Linked DNA regions of Homo sapiens: region 1 is linked to region 2. Evidence: chromatin loops called from intact Hi-C (ENCODE). Cell type or tissue: dorsolateral prefrontal cortex. All regions are shown on one strand. Each heading gives the region's core, and the rest is flanking DNA. Links, peaks and the distances in the headings are about the cores only.

The links. Peaks named below come from ENCODE experiments on the same cell type or tissue, not always from the same donor. Only the 100,000 strongest peaks of a DNase experiment are listed, where the experiment ranks them.
Region 1: it touches region 2 in a loop (4-fold over the local background); 32 of 110 quality-filtered maps call a loop at or near these places.

Annotation. Positions count from the first base shown.
Region 1 is chr1:48,356,814-48,366,508 of GRCh38, reverse strand. SPATA6 (spermatogenesis associated 6) reads left to right here. Exons shown (of 13, transcript NM_019073.4): 10 at 6,739-6,923. Among named protein-coding and RNA genes, the nearest start is that of SPATA6, 110 kb to the left of the region's middle. In dorsolateral prefrontal cortex, for the core only: no CTCF peak of the experiment used is centred there; no DNase peak of the experiment used is centred there.
Region 2 is chr1:48,494,088-48,503,782 of GRCh38, reverse strand. It overlaps the pseudogene RPL21P25. Among named protein-coding and RNA genes, the nearest start is that of SPATA6, 27 kb to the right of the region's middle. RefSeq lists an enhancer at 9,092-9,386. In dorsolateral prefrontal cortex, for the core only: CTCF peaks have their summits at 5,277 and 5,481 (motif pointing right); DNase peaks (open chromatin) are centred at 5,092 and 5,482; H3K4me3 peaks cover 57 bases; H3K27ac peaks cover 2,769 bases.

The DNA of each region.
Region 1 (9,695 bases), core at 1,005-9,004, 140 kb after region 2:
GAAGAAGTTGACTCTGAATAGACCAATAACAGCCTCTGAAATTGTGGCAATAATCAATAGCTTACCAACCAAAGAGAGTCCATGACCAGATGGATTCACAGCCGAATTCTACCAGAGGTACAAGGAGGAACGGGTACTACCATTCCTTCTGAAACTATTCCAATCAATAGAAAAAGAGGGAATCCTCCCTAACTCATTTTATGAGGCCAGCATCATCCTGATACCAAAGCCGGGCAGAGACACAACCAAAAAAGAGAATTTTAGACCAATATCCTTGATGAACATTGATGCAGAAATCCTCAATAAAATACTGGCAAACCGAATCCAGCAGCACATCAAAAAGCTTATCCACCATGATCAAGTGGGCTTCATCCCTGGGATGCAAGGCTGGTTCAACATACGCAAATCAATAAATGTAATTCAGCATATAAACAGAACCAAAGACAAATACCGTATGATTATCTCAATAGATGCAGAAAAAGACTTTGATAAAATTCAACAACGCTTCATGCTAAAAAGTCTCAATAGATTAGGTATTGATGGGACGTATCTTAAAATAATAAGAGCTATCTATGACAAACCCACAGCCAATATCATACTGAATGGGCAAAAACTGGGAACATTCCCTTTGAAAACTGGCACAAGACAGGGATGCCCTCTCTCACCACTCCTATTCAACATAGTGTTGGAAGTTCTGGCCAGGGCAATTAGGCAGGAGAAGGAAATAAAGGGTATTCAGTTAGGGAAAGAGGAAGTCAAATTGTCCCTGTTTGCAGATGACATGATTGTATATCTAGAAAACCCCATCATCTCAGCCCAAAATCTCCTTGAGCTGTTAAGCAACTCCAGCAGTCTCAGGATACAAAATCAATGTACAAAAATCACAAGAATTCTTATACACCAATAACAGACAAACAGCCAAATCATGAGTGAACTCCCATTCACCATTGCTTCAAAGAGAATAAAATACCTAGGAATCCAACTTACAAGGGATGTGAAGGACCTCTTCAAGGAGAACTATAAACCACTGCTCAAGGAAATAAAAGAGGATACAAACAAATGGAAGAACATTCCATGCTCATGGGTAGGAAGAATCAATATCGTGAAAATGGCCATACTGCCCAAAGTAATTTACAGATTCAATGCCACCCCCATCAAGCTGCTAATGACTTTCTTCATAGAATTGGAAAAAACTACTTTAAAGTTCATATGGAACCAAAAAAGAGCCCGCATCGCCAAGTCAATCCTAAGCCAAAAGAACAAACCCGGAGGCACCACGCTACCTGACTTCAAACTATACTACAAGGCTACAGTAACCAAAACAGCATGGTACTGTTACCAAAACAGAGATATAGATCAATGGAACAGAACAGAGCCCTCAGAAATAATGACGCATATCTACAACTATCTGATCTTTGACAAACCTGAGAAAAACAAGCAATGGGGAAAGGATTCCCTATTTAATAAAGGGTGCTGGGAAAACTGGCTAGCCATATGTAGAAAGCTGAAACTGGATCCTTTCCTTACACCTTATACAAAAACTAATTCACGATGGATTAAAGACTTACATGTAAGACCTAAAACCATAAAAACCCTAGAAGAAAACCTAGGCAATACCATTCAGGACATGGGCATGGGCAAGGACTTCATGTCTAAAACACCAAAAGCGGTGGCAACAAAAGCCACAATTGACAAATGGAATCTAATTAAACTAAAGAGCTTCTGCACAGCAAAAGAAACTACCATCAGAGTGAACAGGCAACCTACAAAATGGGTGAAAATTTTCGCAACCTACTCATCTGCCAAAGGGCTAACATCCAGAATCTACAATGAACTCAAACAAATTTACAAGAAAAAAACAACCCCATCAAAAAGTTGGCAAAGGATATGAACAGACATGTCTCAAAAGAAGACATTTATGCAGCCAAAAAACACATGAAAAAATGCTCATCATCCCTGGCCATCAGAGAAATGCAAATCAAAACCACAATGAGATACCATCTCACACCAGTTAGAATGGCGATCATTAAAAAGTTAGGAAACAACAGATGCTGGAGAGGATGTGTAGAAATAGGAACACTTTTACACTGTTGGTGGGACTGTAAACTAGTTCAACCATTGTGGAAGTCAGTGTGGCGATTCCTCAGGGATCTAGAACTAGAAGTACCATTTGACCCAGCCATCCCATTACTGGGTATATACCCAAAGGAATATAAATCATGCTTCTATAAAGACACATGCACATGTATGTTTATTGTGGCACTATTCACCATAGCAAAGACTTGGAACCAACCCAAATGTCCAACAACAATAGATTGGATTAAGAAAATGTGGCACATATACACCATGGAATACTATGCAGCCATAAAAAATGATGAGTTCATGTCCTTTGTAGGGACATGGATGAAATTGGAAATCATCATTCTCAGTAAACTATCGCAAGGACAAAAAACCAAACACCACATGTTCTCATTCATAGGTGGGAATTGAACAAGGAGAGCACATGGACACAGGAAGGGGAACATCACACTCTGGGGACTGTTGTGAGGTGGGGGAAGGGGGGAGGGATAGCATTAAGAGGTATACCTAATGCTAAATGATGAGTTAATGGGTGCAGTACACCAGCATGGCACATGTATACATATGTAACAAACCTTCACATTGTGCACATGTACCCTAAAACTTAAAGTATAATAATAATAAAATAAATTTAAAAAATAAAAAAAGAAAAAAGGCAACATGAAAAAAAAGAAGTTTCCTTTTTTACCTGTACCAGTTTCAGATTAGTTTAAAAATATTAGTTATTTTTTCATCTTGATTCATTTTAGCATTTGCCATATTGAAAGTATTGCATTTGTGGGTTCATAGAAAGTCATTAAAAAAACTCTTTTCATAAATGTAAAAAAAAGACTTTTTTATGCTGAAGTATAAATGCTATACACAGAAGAAAATTATCTTTATGAGCCAAGCTCTCCACTAGTGTTTTCACTTTCCTTTCATTTAATTTTTGTGTCAAATCTGTAATATTGTGTTTTCAGTTCATAGGTAAGGAAACGAAAGCCTTAATAGGGTAAATGACTTGCTCAGGGTCTCATAAACAGCAGGGATTTGAACTTAAGTTTTTGGACTCTAAGCCAGTATTATTGAAGATACATTGAAGAAATATAACCCTTCTGTGATGAGCTAAAGAGATAATATTCCATTTAGCTTTTGAAAGGAAATGATCTAACGGAAACTCACAAGAGCTATGGAAACATTTTTTAAGCTAAGGCTGAAGGCTTTAAGTTTGAAATGGATTCTTATCAAAGAGACGTACCCTTTCGTTTTACCTCGTAACCCCTTATTTTGATAAAAGACTTTACAAAACATATACTCTAATTCCATGGAAGGAATACATTCAAGCTGTGTTCCCATTGCGCAATTACTTCATGTCTATTTAGCTCTAATTTCCTTTCTCATTACTTGTATTTGACGTCTTATATTCTGTATTGTAACTTTTTTTGAGTTCTCCTGTTTATTTAACACCCGTGATTGTTGTTTCCTACTTTGTTTGGTACTTTATATGCAGAAGGTGCTTAATAAATCTTGAATACTGTTGAGTTACAGCATTTAAGATTCTTGTACAATGTATCCCTCCCACCTCTATGATATTCTCTATTACATTTGTATAGAAATAGCCCAACTATTATTCATTTTTCATCTTTGCTCATCTTTTCTTGTGCCTTTTTCCTATTCTGAATGGCTTTTCTCCTCCTTTCCTCTACTTATGGCTTTGATTTCGATTCTACCTCCTCAGTGAGACCTGCACCATTAAGACCATTAGAAGTCTTTCCTTTGAATTTCTTTTTGCAGTTATTGTCATTGGAATGTGTTTGACACTTCAGCATATCTTATTGTCATTTATCCTTCTGTATATGCCCTGTCTCATCTGGATTGTGAGTTTAAATCTTTGTATTTCTTAGGTTTGAGTGTGAGCTAAGATGTTCAAGAGATTCTCAGTGAATATTGTGATAGAAATTCAGTGGTAGTCACCTATAAAAGGCTTTATATAAAGCAATGCTGACTAGTTTGGGGATAAAATTTAGCAGATAAAAATGAAGTGGTCTGCCATCTAACATGTCTCAATTGACATTGAAATTGATAAAAAGAAAATAATCCAGGCCAATTGGTTCGTATTTGGATATATTCTAGAAACAACAGTGTGACACCTTCTCCCACTTTCTTTTTCTTTCTTTTCTTTTTTTTCTTTTTCTTTGAGACAGAGTGTTGCTGTGTCACCCAGGCTGGAGTGCAGTGGTGCAGTCATAGCTCACTGCAACATAGAACTCCTGAGCTCAAGTGTTCCTCCTGCCTCAGCCTCCTGAATAGTTGAGACTACAGATGTGAGCTACCTATTCTGTGTCTCTGAACATATGCACTTACATTGTTGACCATCAGCCTCCTTGATCTTGTTTTTAAGTTTTACTGTGTTTTTGTTTTGTCTCTGAATAGCTAAAAATGGAGCAATTTTATTTTTTTCTTCAGTCTTGATCACATATTTCTTGTTGGTCAGTTATTGGGGACTGTAACTGTGTCATTTGAACTATGTTCTATTAGGTTCTGGAATGAAAGCATGATTCTCTCAGCTGACCACTGACTTATTATTTGTTGTAATTTTGGAAAATAGTGAAAATTATGGTAGTGTTGAAGCAAAACCTATGCTGGACTTATGTTTTAATAACAAATGACATACATTTATTGGGCAACTAATGTATACACCTAGACATCCTGCAATATAGTTTAAATAAATAATGGAAGATCTGTAAGCTAGCTATTATTAACTTTATTTTTCATGTGAGGGAAATGAGTCTGAGAAGAATTAGATAGCTGTCTAAATGGTCAAATATTTAACAAATAGCGCTACTATAACATAAACTCTTAAAGGCAGAGACTTTGTTTTGTTCACTATTGTAGTCCCAAAACTTAGGACATGACTGGGACTCAAATATTTGTTAAATGAATCCAATTCCTCTCCTCTTATTCTCTCTTGAATTCAACTTCAGATTTTCACTCTTGTCACTCCGTTAAAGCTATTTTTGTTGATGTTATCGATGACTTCACTGTTACTAACATCCAAAGGTCTGTCTTTTCTAACTTGACCTATCAAGTTATATTTACCCATTAGTTACTCCCCCTTCCTTAAAATACATTGTTTATTCACTTCCAAAACAACACATTCTCGTGTTTCTTTCCTTTCTTCCCTGGCTACTCTTCAGTAATGTTTTCTTTTCATCTTTCAAGCCTCTAAATATTGGAGTATTCCCAGGGCTAATTCTTCAGATGTTTTCTACTTTTGATTTACTTTTACTTCCTTGGCAATATCACCCAGTGCAATACCTCTAAATACCATTTAGACTCTAGTAATTACCAATTTATATTTTCATCCTGGACTTTCCCCCAAACTCTGCTGTAATATATTGAATGATTAATAGATTAATAGATATGTGAAGCTTAATATGTCCAAAACTAGACTCCTAATATCTTAATTTTCTATGCTTACAATTGGAAGAGTATATCTAATTCATACAAACCCAACCCTTCTAGTTGATTAGGACAGAAAACCTTAGTGTCATCTTTGACATCGAGACCAGTTGTGACCTGTTGGCTGTGTCTTCTAAATATATTGTGAATCTGATCACTTCTCACCTCCATTGCAGTCATTCTGGCCCAAGCCAGCATGCTTTTCCAGATTTTATTATAATAGGTTCCTAGCTGATTTCCTCCCAGGGCCCTTGGCCCCTCTGCAGACTATTCTCAATATAATAGCCTGGGATGTCCTATTTATAGAAGGAAAAAGTCAGGACATATTTTTCTCTCAGAATAAAAGATTAATTTCTTAAAACCTACCTTTTTGACCTCATTTCTTACTACCCAGTCGAGCTCCACTGGCTCCCTTGCTAATATCAAGCATGTCCTCCTCCTACTCCCAAGATCTTTGCATTTATTTTTCTCTCTTCTGGCATAGTCTTTCCACAGATAATCTTCGTGACTTAGGTCTTACGGTCTTTACTGAGGTCTTCAGGTCTCAGTGAGGTTCCTACTGACTATCCCATTTAAAATTACAGTTCCTTTCCTGCATAATCTTTCCATCGCACCCATCAGCACTTAACCCCCCTGCTTCTCATGTTACTTAATATCCTGTAACACACTCTATTCTAGTTCTTTATCTTGGTGTGTTTTTGTGTTTTACATTTATCTCTTCTTATTAGAATATATATTTTACCAGAATATATGTTCCACAGGAGCAGGAATTTATTCATTTGTCTTTTCTGATTTGTTCATGTGTCCATTCCCAGAACAAATGAAGTAGTGAATGAGTATTAGACCTGAATTTGAATCTAGTTCTGTTTGATCTGATAGCTAAACTAGGCTACCATTTGGTTCATGTGGATGTATTCTTTGTTTTAGATACACACATCCCTATGCGAACCCCACCACTACTCAAAAGCCTTTCGAACTGTCTTATACATTTTATATATAATGACAATCTTGATACATTTAATATTTAATCTTACAGTGACTAATTACTATGTTCTGAATTTTATCTTTATAGCTGTGGCATATGTTTTATTACTTTTATAAAATTAGTGTGTGTGTGCACATGCATATGACTACTATGCATACTATATTACTATATAATATGTTATATACATATGTATCTGTATTTGTATATCTATATGTATATAATTTTTAAAACAGGTTATCAGGACACCCCATGGGAGAGACTTCGATGACTCTTTAGAAAAATGTGAAGAGTATTTGAGCCCAAGGTCGTGTAGTAAGCCCCGGCATTCAGCGAGGACCTTGCTAGTCCATTCAGCACCCTCAACAATGCCAAAGCATTCTCCAAGCCCTGTGTTAAATAGAGCTTCTCTCAGGGAAAGGTAATTATGTGCGGTCTTCATTTCTGTACTGATCTTTGAATAATAAGTATTAGAAGGGGAAGCAGCAATTATGCATGTGAAATGAATGTTTATAAAAGTGTAATTTGATTTTAAAAGGCTTAAATTGTTTTTGTTTAGAATATATTACATATTAGATAATGTTAGATATTTCTTCCTAGCACAGTTCTCTATATGTGAGTTTATTAACCAGATATGGGTCACATTAACCTTAATTACAGATTATAGTTCTTAAAAGTGAAAAGTAATATATGTGTTTGTTTTTAGTAGATCCAGAGGAATTTAATATTATAGGCTTGCCTTAAGTGTAAACACAACACAGATTATATTTTTTATTTAGTCATAATGGCTATCTATATATTTTTGGTAGATGGTATCTAGTTTTCTCAAACAACCTACCCCAGCTCCCTAAGAGCATCTTAATCATGTAAAGATTCCAGCTCTCCCTTTAAAAATGCTATGGCAACCAGAGTCTGATCCTGTTATAATTTGGATGTGAAATAAATAGTTCCTTTTCATATATTTTAAAATTGAAATAGGAAATTCCTTGCCTCTGTCACTAATAGTAATATAGAAAACCATGTTTCTGTAATAAGTTGAAAAGAAATCAATCCTGGTTAAGTTTAACTCAAAACTGATGATTTGAACAACAGTGTGTTAGTTTGGATGCTATATTAAAACAAACCTATTTTAAACATACAGGTTTGTCTGTTTACTTATTAGCTTTGAAAGTATTCATAGTGGATATATGGAGGCATGTTGTAGACCCTAATCCTGAGATATGGAATTTTGATTAAGGTTGCTTCTAGTCCATTAGAATCATGCCTGTTGCGGGATAGTGGGGGATCATGGAATCGTTAACATAGGTGCGCACACACACAAACAACAACAATAACATCAAAAATTCAGGAGAAAAACTGGAAGAGCGGTTTTTCTGCTGAAGTTGATAACTTGCATCTCAGTATCAGGGGACTTTCCTCGATTTCCTCATCTGCCCAGCTGTTTAGACGTACAGTTGGTGCTCCTTTCTTTTTACCGACTTTTAGAATTCATCTCTTGTGATTTTGTTGATTAGGTCCTTTGTCATCTCTGTAAGTTTTCCAGAATTTTTTAAATCTGTATTTCCTTGGATATGTTTTTATTTACTTTTATAATAAACTTTTATAAATACTTTTATAAATAAATATTATTTACTTTTATAAATAAATTTGTTTTTATTTACTTTTATAAATACTTTTATTTTTCTACCTTTTCACATATTTTGCAGAACTCTCCAATTGTAAACCTACCACTCTAGTACAGTATTAATTTTAGTTCAGTGTTACTTTATCTTTGTATGCAATTTTGTTCCAGCTTTTGACCTCAGTCTTTTCTGGATTGATCAATTTGTCATTGAGGCTATATTCAAAAATTCTTCATCGATGACAGCTAAAGTTAGCTGTCCCTTTATTCATATTTCAGTGTGGGGAAGGGCTTAGAGTAGATAGCGGTGGCATTTACACATTATTTTCACTCAGGATGATAGATGTAGTAAGTTATTTGCTAGAAGAAAATGAGTGATTCTAATGTTAAACATTACCTAATTTAACTATAACTTGAGGAAGGTTAGGTAATTTTAAAATAAAAGAATACAATGGCAATTTAGTTTTGAATTTACCTATACAAATTAACATTCTGTTGGTATACTCTCTGGGGCAGGCATGGTAGATAAGCTTTTTTTACTTTCGCTAAAGCAGAACACCTTTGATTTGAGTGTATTTTCTAAATATCTTGTCTCTAAAGGAAGATAAAATGTCTAAGACGTACTACTGGGAACAAAAAATTTTATTCTTTTCAACACTCAGTACCTCATCTTTAAATATAAGACATTCTCTGAAATGGCTTTTTATAGGTCACTAAGCAGTATACTTGTAGGGTGTTTATACAATCTATTGAAATCAATAAACAATTTAAACTGATGTAAATGTGGATTATATGTTCCAGGCAAAATTGGAAGTTTTGCGTGGATGATGTATGACAGAACATACAGTTATAGGAGTTTATCTGTGTAAATATTTATTGAAATTAAGTAAGTTTTCTCTAAGATTGCAGTAAAATGCTGACTCCTTAATCATGTATATAAACAGATTTTTAGAAACTTTCCCAATGGCTTTAATCAAATGAATTGCTTTATTTATAGTGAAGGTGTTTTTTGCTTTGTGCCCATTTAAGAAATTCCTCCAGTAAAGTTAGCACAACATAAAATGGTTTCAATTTTGGTTATAAGTGTTATATTTCAGAAGTTGTTTCCTTCTCAATGTGTAAATATTAATATTATAATATAAAATTTGTGTGAGCTTTTGAGTTATTACTCAAATTAGACCAAGAAATACTAGCAAATCTACTGAAAAAGGAGCTGATATTCTTTTGAATCATGCTTAAAGTTTTGAGTTTTATAAATGAAATTAGACTGGCAAGCAAGCATTCCTTATTCCACAGCACAGACTAGTGGATCCTCTAATAGTATCATTGAAGAGATCCAGTGGATTCTCAGAGCTGCATAGTTGGATCTCAGATTTCCAAGATGTACTATATATATTGCAAATAACAAAGTCTGCTAATGTATTTTTCATAGATGCAATAGAACTTGCTTTTATATATACAGGAGATTAAAGTTTAGATAATTGATTATTCATTACTTATTGCATTCTTTAAAGTAGATTGTATAAAACATTTATCCTGTTTAGTAGTTTATATTTTGTATAAACATATGAT
Region 2 (9,695 bases), core at 847-8,846:
AAAAAAAAAAAAAAAAAAAGCAGCACTGTTTTCAATAACATGATGGGAACAACCCAAATGTCCACAAACTGTAGAATGAATAGATAAAATGTGCTATATCCACATGATGAGATTCTACTCAACATTAATAACATTGCAACTCACAACAATACAAATGAATCTCAATGTATTGCTGATTGAAAATAGCAAGACATAAAAAGTACATAATGTGTGATTAAATTTACATTAAATTTAAAACAGAGAAAACTAAGTTAAATCATGTATGCATACATACGTAGGTGATAAAAATATAAAACAAAGCAAGAGAATGATCTCGTAAAGGTCAGAATAGTAGTTACGCCTAAGGAGAGGGAAGAGGTAGATGAACAGATCAAAGGGACAGGAGGTGCTGGGGAATAGTCCGAGGCTGCTGGAAGTGTTCTATTTCTTTATAAGGACGTGTCATATTTTACAAAAAAAAAATTATTTTAAAGGGTGACCACTAGAAAACTGATTGGAAGCTTTGTGGGCATGGGTAAGGCTTAATAACTGGTCAACTTAACTGCAGAATGACTGATTTTGTTCACTGCTAAATCCCTGGTCCCTTGAACAGTTTTTACTTGTTGTAGGTGCTCAGCAAATATTTTTTAAATGAATGAATGAATGTTTTAGGTACATCTTTTTGTGTTAATAAGATCCATCTGTGCCTCACCTACCATAAAGTAGGCTGGGGGAAGCTCTTAGGTTCCGCATACCTTGGAGTTATAGACTTGACTGAGAATTCAGTCTGTGGGTCTATTGGTCTCTGAGGTAGCCTAAGGGAACTGTACTAAGACAAATCTTGCTATGCCTCATATCCACATCCTTGATGCTAAATAAATATTTTTGTTTACTTCTGCTAATACTCATTTTAGCTGGTACTTTGACTGCAAAACAATAGAAGTTCTTTAGAGCAGGGATTATTATACTGATTTAATAGATGAGGACCATGGTGGACATGGTTCATTTTCTTTCCATCCACTCTACTCATCCTCAGTTGTGTAGCCTAGGCTGATGGATGAGATTTAACTCCACTTTCAATTCCAGAGGTGGACCTTGATTAGCTGAGAACAGGGGTTGGCAGGTTTTTTTGTTTTTTTTTCTGAAAGGCCCAATTGGTAAATATTTTAGGCTTTGCAGGCCATTAGATCTCTTTCCCAATTACTCAACTTTGCCAATGTAGCATGAAAGAAGCTATAGATAATCCATACACAAATGAACATTTGTGTGTTCTAAAACCAGTTTATTTACAAAAACATGTGGCAGGCTGGATTTGGCCCATGACCCCCAGTTTGCCGGTCCCTGGCCTAGAGCTGCCTTTCTCAACTAGGTTCCTCATCTGAACTACTCAACACAGAAAATTGTTGAAATTTTTGCAAGTACAAAGTTCTTGATTTTCCCAAGTGCAGAAAAGACTCTAGAGCAGTGATTCTCAAAGTGTGGTCTCCAGTCCTGCAGCTGTTATCCCCTACTGACTCCAGTAGGGGTGGCACTGTGTCAAAGAGACCCAGAGATGGTGAATGAGACATAGAGTTTACTGGGGGGACTTACATACAGGGATGGTCTAGTGGTAGCAGCCTAGAGAGGAGAACCGCTACCATTTGTAAAAAGCATGCAGTTTATGTAGCATTTTCACTTAGTACCTATGATGGGTAATACTGAGTGTTAACTTGATTGGATTGAAGGATACAAAGTATTGATCCTGGGTGTGTCTGTGAGGGTGTTGCCAAAGGAGATGAACATTTGAGTAAGCAGGTTGGGGAAGGCAGACCCACCCTTAATCTGGGTGGGCACAACGTAATCAGCTGCCAGTGCGGCTAGAATATAAGCAGGCAGAAAAATGTGAAAAGATAGCCTTCCCTAGCCTCGCAGGCTACATCTTTCTCCCGTTCTGGATGCTTCCTGCCAGAATATTGGACTCCAAGTTCTTCAGTTTTGGAACTGGGGCTGGCTCTCCTTGCTCCTCAGCCTGCAGACAGCCTATTGTGGGACCTTGTGATTGTGTGAGTTAATACTTAATAAACTCATTATATATATATATGTGTGTGTGTGTGTGTGTGTGTGTGTGTGTGTATATGTGTGTGTATATACACACACACACACACACACATATTCCATTAGTTCCGTCCCTCTAGAGAACCCTAATACAATACCCTCCTGCCAGCAACCTCTACCTGACAACCTTCATGTAACCCAAAACAAAGGGCCTCAGTCTCCACACGGCCAACATTCCAAGGGATGGGCCATGGATTCAAATGTCCTTCATAGATAGTAAGTGAACCTCTGGGTTGGTCCCTCCTAGATTCCTTAGCCCAGTACTCTGAACACACATTCTTCTTAGGCCATAGGGTCGTTCTCAGGTTATGCTTAAGTTATTGCTGTCAGGTGCATCTGCCATCCAGCAGCATTGGCATCACCTGATTGCTGATAGTAATGTAAAGGCTTAAAGATCCACCCCTGAGTCAGCAACTGTGGTCATGGAGCGCAGCAATCTGTGTTTTAACAAGCCCTTCAGGGGATTCTGAGCACACTCAAGTTTGAGGATTATTCTCCCAGACTGAGTCTAGAATCATCAAGAAAATGTCTTTTCACTTGCCAAAGTGTCAATTCAGAAGTACAGCTAATCAGTAAATGGGATTCCCATAATCCTAGAGATTAGTTTAGGTGTGATCTAATACTGGGAACATTTTCAAAATACTTAACAACCAGCATAACAAGGCCCCAACCAATCAGGGTAGGGACTAGCCGTGGCACCAGAGCAGGGTTCTGAAGGGCCCTGTCACGCACGTCCGTGTGAAGTGACCACCAAACAGGCTTTGTGTGAGCAACAAGGCTGTTTATTTCACCTGGGTGCAGGCAGGGTGAGTCCGAAAAGAGTCAGTGAAGGGAGACGGGTGGGGCCGTTTTATAGGATTTGGGTAGGTAGTGGAAAATTACAGTCAAAGGGGTTTTTTCTCTTGCATGCAGGAGCAGGGGTCACAAGGTGCTCAGTGGGGGAGCTTCTGAGCCAGGAGAAGGAATTTCACAAGTTTAGTCGCTCATTCAAGGTGGGACAGGAACAAATCACAATGTGTGGAACGTTATCAGTTAAGGCAGGAACCAGCCATTTTCACTTCTTTTGTGATTCTTCACTTGCTTCAGGCCATCTGGATGTATACGTGCAGGTCACAGGGGATATATGATGGCTTAGCTTGGGCTCAGAGGCCTGACAGGCCCCTCTGACACCAAACATTAATCCTTTCCTTGCTTAAGCATGAAGTGGCCTGTGGGGTTCTGGGTGGGAAGCTAGAGTGGCTAGTGTAGGAAGGAGACATTTGAGTATCAAATAGTCACTGGGTACTTAAGTAGCTACTTGGCAGTTGTATCAAAATGTCTCACTATTTTAACAACTGGTTCAGCTGTACCAGTGCATACCAGCAGCAAAGCTGTCCTGGTTCAATTGGCACAAGCCTCAAGCCTTACCTTCAGTGATTGTGGAAACAGTGCCCTGCTCCTCCTCTGTGTGATAAAGCCTGTACTCTATAAGACACCAACCTAAAGATGATGGCAACGCAGGGAGGAGTACCCAGCCTAGAGAAATCACAGAGCAATGAAGCTGCAACTCTGAAGGAGCCATGCCCAAAGCTCCTCCTACTTTTGGATGTTTCATTTACATGACCCAGTTTGAGTTGAATTTTCTAGCTTTTACATCTGAAAGCATTGTATCAGTAAAAACAAAAATAAGGCCCATAAAGGTATCGGAAGGAAAGCATGTTTCCAAGGGCCTGACCAAAATGTTCCCCTTTCTTCCTGAAGTTCTGGGTAATGCAGATCCTCCCTTCTTCACTGGGGTGTCTGACGGGAAACAGCTCAGGCACCCTTTCGCCCCAGTTGTGTGTTGGGCTGGCTGCAATGCTTGTTTATTAGCGAAATGCATCTGATCAGAGAGGCCCGCGTGACAAGTTCATTACATATCAATTTAATTAGCTGATTTACATTTAATTTACATTTCAATTAATGTATTTAGCAACCAAACACAGCCTTAATAGGGTAATTGCCTGTTAGGCAATATGTAAAAGAATAAACAGTTGCATTCTGAGGAAGAATTCCTATTTTCAAATTTTTATTACCATAAATAACTGAAATAATTATTGCTCTTAAGGGCCACGTCCTCGTTTCCTTCTGGGTCTAATTATAAAGACTTAGTACCTCATTAAGCAAAATGGTTTCAGAGTCACAGAAAAACATCACTCCAATCGTGACTCATTAGTTTCAACAAAAGAGGGGGAAACTGTGAAGTAGGCACATTTGGGCGACTGGGGGATTTAACTGTTAATACAGGCAGTTGTCCTTGTCCTTGTCTTAAAAAGCCTTGTCCTTCCGGAGCCACACCTTCATGACGGCAGACGGTGTTTTTGTCCTGCACACCTGTTGGGATGTTGGTGTGAGGGTTACACAGACAGCCTATATTAAGTATTTTTAGAGACAAGGAATTCACTACCTCCTGCGGCAGGCATTATCAAGCTCTGGGCTTTAAAAGTTCTTCCTTTATTAAGATAAAATCTGTCCCCCACCTTAAAAGAATTCTAGTAGGTGCCTGTTAGAGAAGATGCTTTGCCAGAGGCATAGTTATTATACAGTCATAATTATTTAATAAGAGAAACTGGCTGCTATGTCACAGAATAGACGGGAACAGAAATGAGCTGGGAACTGCGGAAGGAAGGGCAGCTGGCCTGAGAAATGTGGAGAATGAGGTTCCGTACCTTGAGAGTTCAAGAGGAAAAAGCTGCCCTACACCCAGAGTGAATAAATACTAGGAGAGAGGAAGGGACAGAGCTTTGGGTCTGGGCAGAGTCAGATACCAGGACCACAGTGCAAACGGGACTGGCTTGTTCCTTGAGAAGTGGCTGTGTGTCTTCCAGGAAGTTGCATTCCTAGGAAATTTGCTGAACGAACAAGTGCTAAGAACTGAAAACGCTAGGCCAAAAGGATGGGGTCTCTTTAGGCTGGGGTTATCCCTCCTCAAGGAACCATGGCAAGCGTTACTGTCAACTCTGCAGTGGCATCTTTCGTACTCTGTTGGGCTGTCTTCAACAGTGCCACCACGTGGGAGCAGGACGCCACGGCAGGAGGGGAACACGCGGGCCTTCTGTCTGCATTTGCCTGTGAGTACCTTAATGGACCCCTGTTTCCATATGATTCTTACTCAGAGGAATGAAGGGAAAGCGCGGGAAAGAGGAACTGGACTTCCAGAAAAAACTCTTATGGGAGGTGCGAGATGGAGGAATTTGATTATTTAATTCTAAAAAAAGGGACCATATTTACATCCTAATATTTTGAAAGCATTCATCCCAGTTATATGACGAGTCTAGTCACTCTAGTCTGGATCAGGTTTGTTGATAGCCTTTTAAAAACAGATAGCAAGTTCTGAAGGCTGAGTTCAGAGTTGGTGAGCACGGTTCATGGGAAAGGAGGCTCTCAGGATGGCAGCAGCCGGGCCTCACCAGCAGGGGGCGTCTGAACTCCTCTTGTTCTCCCTGGTATTTCTCTGATAAGCTTCAGGCAGTGACTCTCATAGCCCTACCAGACTCAACCCTCCTTTTTTTATAACAAATATTTTGTAACGCTTTCTTCACTATTTAAAAATCACAGAAAATATAACTTGCCTTCACACAACTTTTTAAAACATGTAAATAATATTCTAACTGTAATACAAAAGAAAAATAAAAGCGAAGTAATGTGCAATAGAATAATAATGTATTTCCATATCTAAATGATCTGGGATGGCCACATAAAAAGACTTAATAGTGTATGCTTTTCATCTCTTCATAAAATTACCCAAATGTGAGAACTGCAAATGCTAACTGACTCAATCAGGAATGTTGAATTGGTGATTCAAATACTACCACTAGCTGCAAATAATATGCTTTGCTAAGCTCTTGTACAACTCCTGGTAGAGTTCTGAACAAAACAAAATATAGTCTTCTTTTGATTTAAAAGGAGGTTGCACCTTTTGGCTGGAACTGCCATCTTCCAGTAATTTGCCAAAATGACGCAGACAAAGGGAAAGAGGAGAGGCACCTGATACATATTCTCAAATCCGTTTAGAAAGCATGGAGTTGTTTCTTTGGCCACATACATGTGAATCTACAAGAAAGGCGCTATTCTAGACATCAAGGGAATGGGCACTGTTCAAAAAGGAATGCCCCATAAATGTCACCATGGCTAAACTGGAAGAGTCTACAGTGTCACCAGGCATGCTGTTGGCATATTGCAAACAAACAAGTTAAGGGCAAGATTGTCGCCAAGAGAACAAATGTGCATATTGAGCATATTAAGCGCTCTGAGAGCCAAGGTAGCTTCCTGAAATGCATGAAGGAAAGGATCAGAAAAAGAATGAAACCAAAGAGAAAGTCACCTAGGTTCAACTGAAGTGCCAGCCTGCTCCACCCAGAGAGGCACACTTTGTGACAATCAGTGAAAAGGAGCCTGAGCTGCTGGAACCTCTTCCTTATGATTCATGGTGTAACAGGTGTAAATAATAAATAAATACAAGACCTCTGGACTATTAAAAAAGAAGTTGCATTCCTGAAAAATGTTTGCTGTATTAAAGCCATGCAAAAAAGACTGAGTTTATATGTAAAATGAAATTAAGCTAAAAACTCAACTATTTATAAGCAAGTTTTCCACCTATATGAATATGTGAAGGGGCCAGGGGAGGTGGTTCACACCTGTAATCCCAGCACTTTGGGAGGTGGAGAGGGAGGATTGCTTGAGCTCAGGAGTTTGAGACTAGCTTGGGCAACATGGTGAAACCCCATCTCTACAAAAAATACAAAAAATAGCCAGGTGTGGTGGCATGCGTCTGTAGTTCCAGCTACTCAAGAGCTTGAGATGGCAGAATCCCTTGAGTTCAGGTGTCAGAGGTAGCAGTGAGCCGAGATCGTGCCACAGCACTCCAGTCTGGGTGACAGAGCTAGACCCTGTCTTTAAAATAAAAAATAAAAAGAATATGTGAAGGGATAAGACTTGGAGTTGCTGAACAATTCTTTTTTTTTTTTTTTTTTTTGAGACGGAGTCTTGCTCTGTCGCCAGGCTGGAGTGCAGTGGCATGATCTCGGCTCACTGCACCTCCGCCTCCCAGGTTCAAGCGATTCCCCTGCCTCAGCCTCCCGAGTAGCTGGGACTACAGGCGTGAGCCACCATGCCCGGCTAATTTTTTGTATTTTAGTAGAGATGAGGTTTCACCATGTTGGCCAGGATGGTCTCAATCTCCTGATCTTGTGATCCACCTGCCTGGGCCTCTCAAAGTGCTGAGATTACAGGTGTGAGCCACCACACCCTGGCCTGAACAATTCTTTACTGTGTAGGAATACCTAGCACTTATGAGTCTTGCTTACTAGGTACCAGGAGCATCACTCAATTGTGACAACCATTTTTAAATGGCCCACAAATTCCTGAAACACTTACAGGGTGAAATCATCCTTATGGAGAATCGCTTGCCTACAGCAATGCAGATTTATGCCTCTGTTTCCCTTCCTTAGAACCCCTGTTCCCTTTGAACTAGGATTTCTGTCCTGAACCCCAACTTCCTGCCTGATTCTTGTCATTGCCAATGCCTGGGGATGTAGGACTGATTCTGCTCCTAAATTCTCAGCTGTTCCCTACCGGAAAGATTACTCAGGGCTACCATACAGACTATCATCACACTCTGAAGATTGTGCAAACTACTTTGCCTGGCTTGTGGCCTTCTTTATGCCATGAGTGGGTCCTGCTTGTCCACCTTGGGAACTGTAGCCCATGTGATAGTGTCCCACCCCTATTACCCAGCTTCCCCATGTCTTTGCTCACCGGCCTGACTTCCAACAGCCAGCACCTGTGATTTTCGGCTTGCTTTACCTACTGAAGCTCACTCTACCCACATGCCAGGCCAGAAGGGCAGGAATTAACACTCTCAAACAATGGCTGATGAGAACAGGTGCTTAAAGACCCCAGTTTCCCCACTCCTTGGGTGGGATAATTCTGAGGCATATATTCTAATTAGCTATCAGTGTTATTTAATATGATTGTACTCCAGTTGCCCACAGTGAAAATTTGCTTAATAACGCACCCTTTGGTGGCTTCCTTCCTACCCTAATTGGTGTTTCCTGGGATCACCTCCTCAGTAAACTACTTACACCCAAATAATTGTCTGAGGGTTCTGAGGCATCCCAAACTAAGACAGGAACTCTGGGAGAACAAAGCTTCCAGAAATCCTGTCTATATAAGAACACACAGATCTTCTTATTTCTGGGGAGACATAAAAAAGACTCTGAGGCCAGATGGCTGAGCCCCAGATTACTGGCACTCAAGCAAATTGGAACTCAGGATGCCCTTAAGCAGAATCTGTGGGCTCTTAAGGAATTCATTCTAAAAGAGGAGGCCCATGACTTCTATCTTGGAATTTTTGTAGGTTTGTGCGTTGGCAGGGAGGAATCATGTTTTTTACTTGATTCTGGATGCTACTGATCATCTTCCAAAATTATCTTGCAACTTGGCCTTGGATGACTCACATTCATCAAGAATGAATTTGAAAATCAGAAAGGGCATTCATCTTTATAAATAACTTTTTAGGAGATTACCAGGTTCCCTGACATCTGACTGAAGGAGATGTTTTCACTGGGTGGAGAGATTCTCCCTTCAATATATCAATATACTTTTTTTTTTTTTTTTTTTTTGGTAGAGACAGGGTCTCTCTATGTTGCCCAGGCTAATATCGAACTCCTGGCCTCAATTAAGCCTACCACGTCCCCCTCCCAAAGAGCTGGGATTACAGGCATGAGCCATTGCACCCAGCCTCAAGACCCTTGTTGTATGGAGAACAGAGAAGCATGGGTACAAGCAAAGGGACAGCTCTAAAGAGGTACAGTAATGACAGTGGAGGTGCAGGTCACCATTCTTTTGCCACAGTAGCTACACCAGTTGACAAGACCACAAAGAGGTGGAGTGGAGAGTGACTGTGGTACCCATGCCAGATGGCTTCAGTGGCTCCTGAGGACACCCTTAGCCACCCAAGAGCAGTAGGGAAGGGAAGGATCTGGGGACAGGCTCTGAAATCCCAGTGGCTCTGCCAAGTGAGGGTTTGAGTGAGAGGCCTAACTATACTCTTATTCATCAGCAGGGCTGGGAGAGTATACTCTGATGGAGCAAGGGTCACATTTTGCTTTGGTTAGCACATTCCAAAGCTGCCCTGTAACTGCAAAGAAAACAGGGGCCTTTTTTTCCCTCTTTACAGTTTATTGGCAAAGTATCAAATGTTTTATAGGGCAAATGCTACATCCGTCCAGCTGTGCTCAGCAGTTACTGCCAGCAAGGATGTTTCAGTTGGGACTCACACTAGGGTAACTTCGGGTTTAAAAGCCTGCCTCTGAATGCGTCTCTTCATGCCCTTTAAATGTTGCAAATCAAAGAGGCACACAGGGAGGCTTGGTGACTGGCAAACTTCCTGCCATGGTGATGAGAATATAGCCCTTTGTGTAGCTAGAACAGCTAGGGGTGAAGAGGAGAGAGGAACACAGGCAGCTCATCCAGGAGGTCCAAAGCCCCAACAGACAAGCAGAGCAAATTCCTCAGGCTGAGGTCAGGCTGGGGTACTGATGATACCTCACCAACTACCAACAGTGTCAGGCAGCTGCTTCTTTACAGGCAGCAGTGCCCTT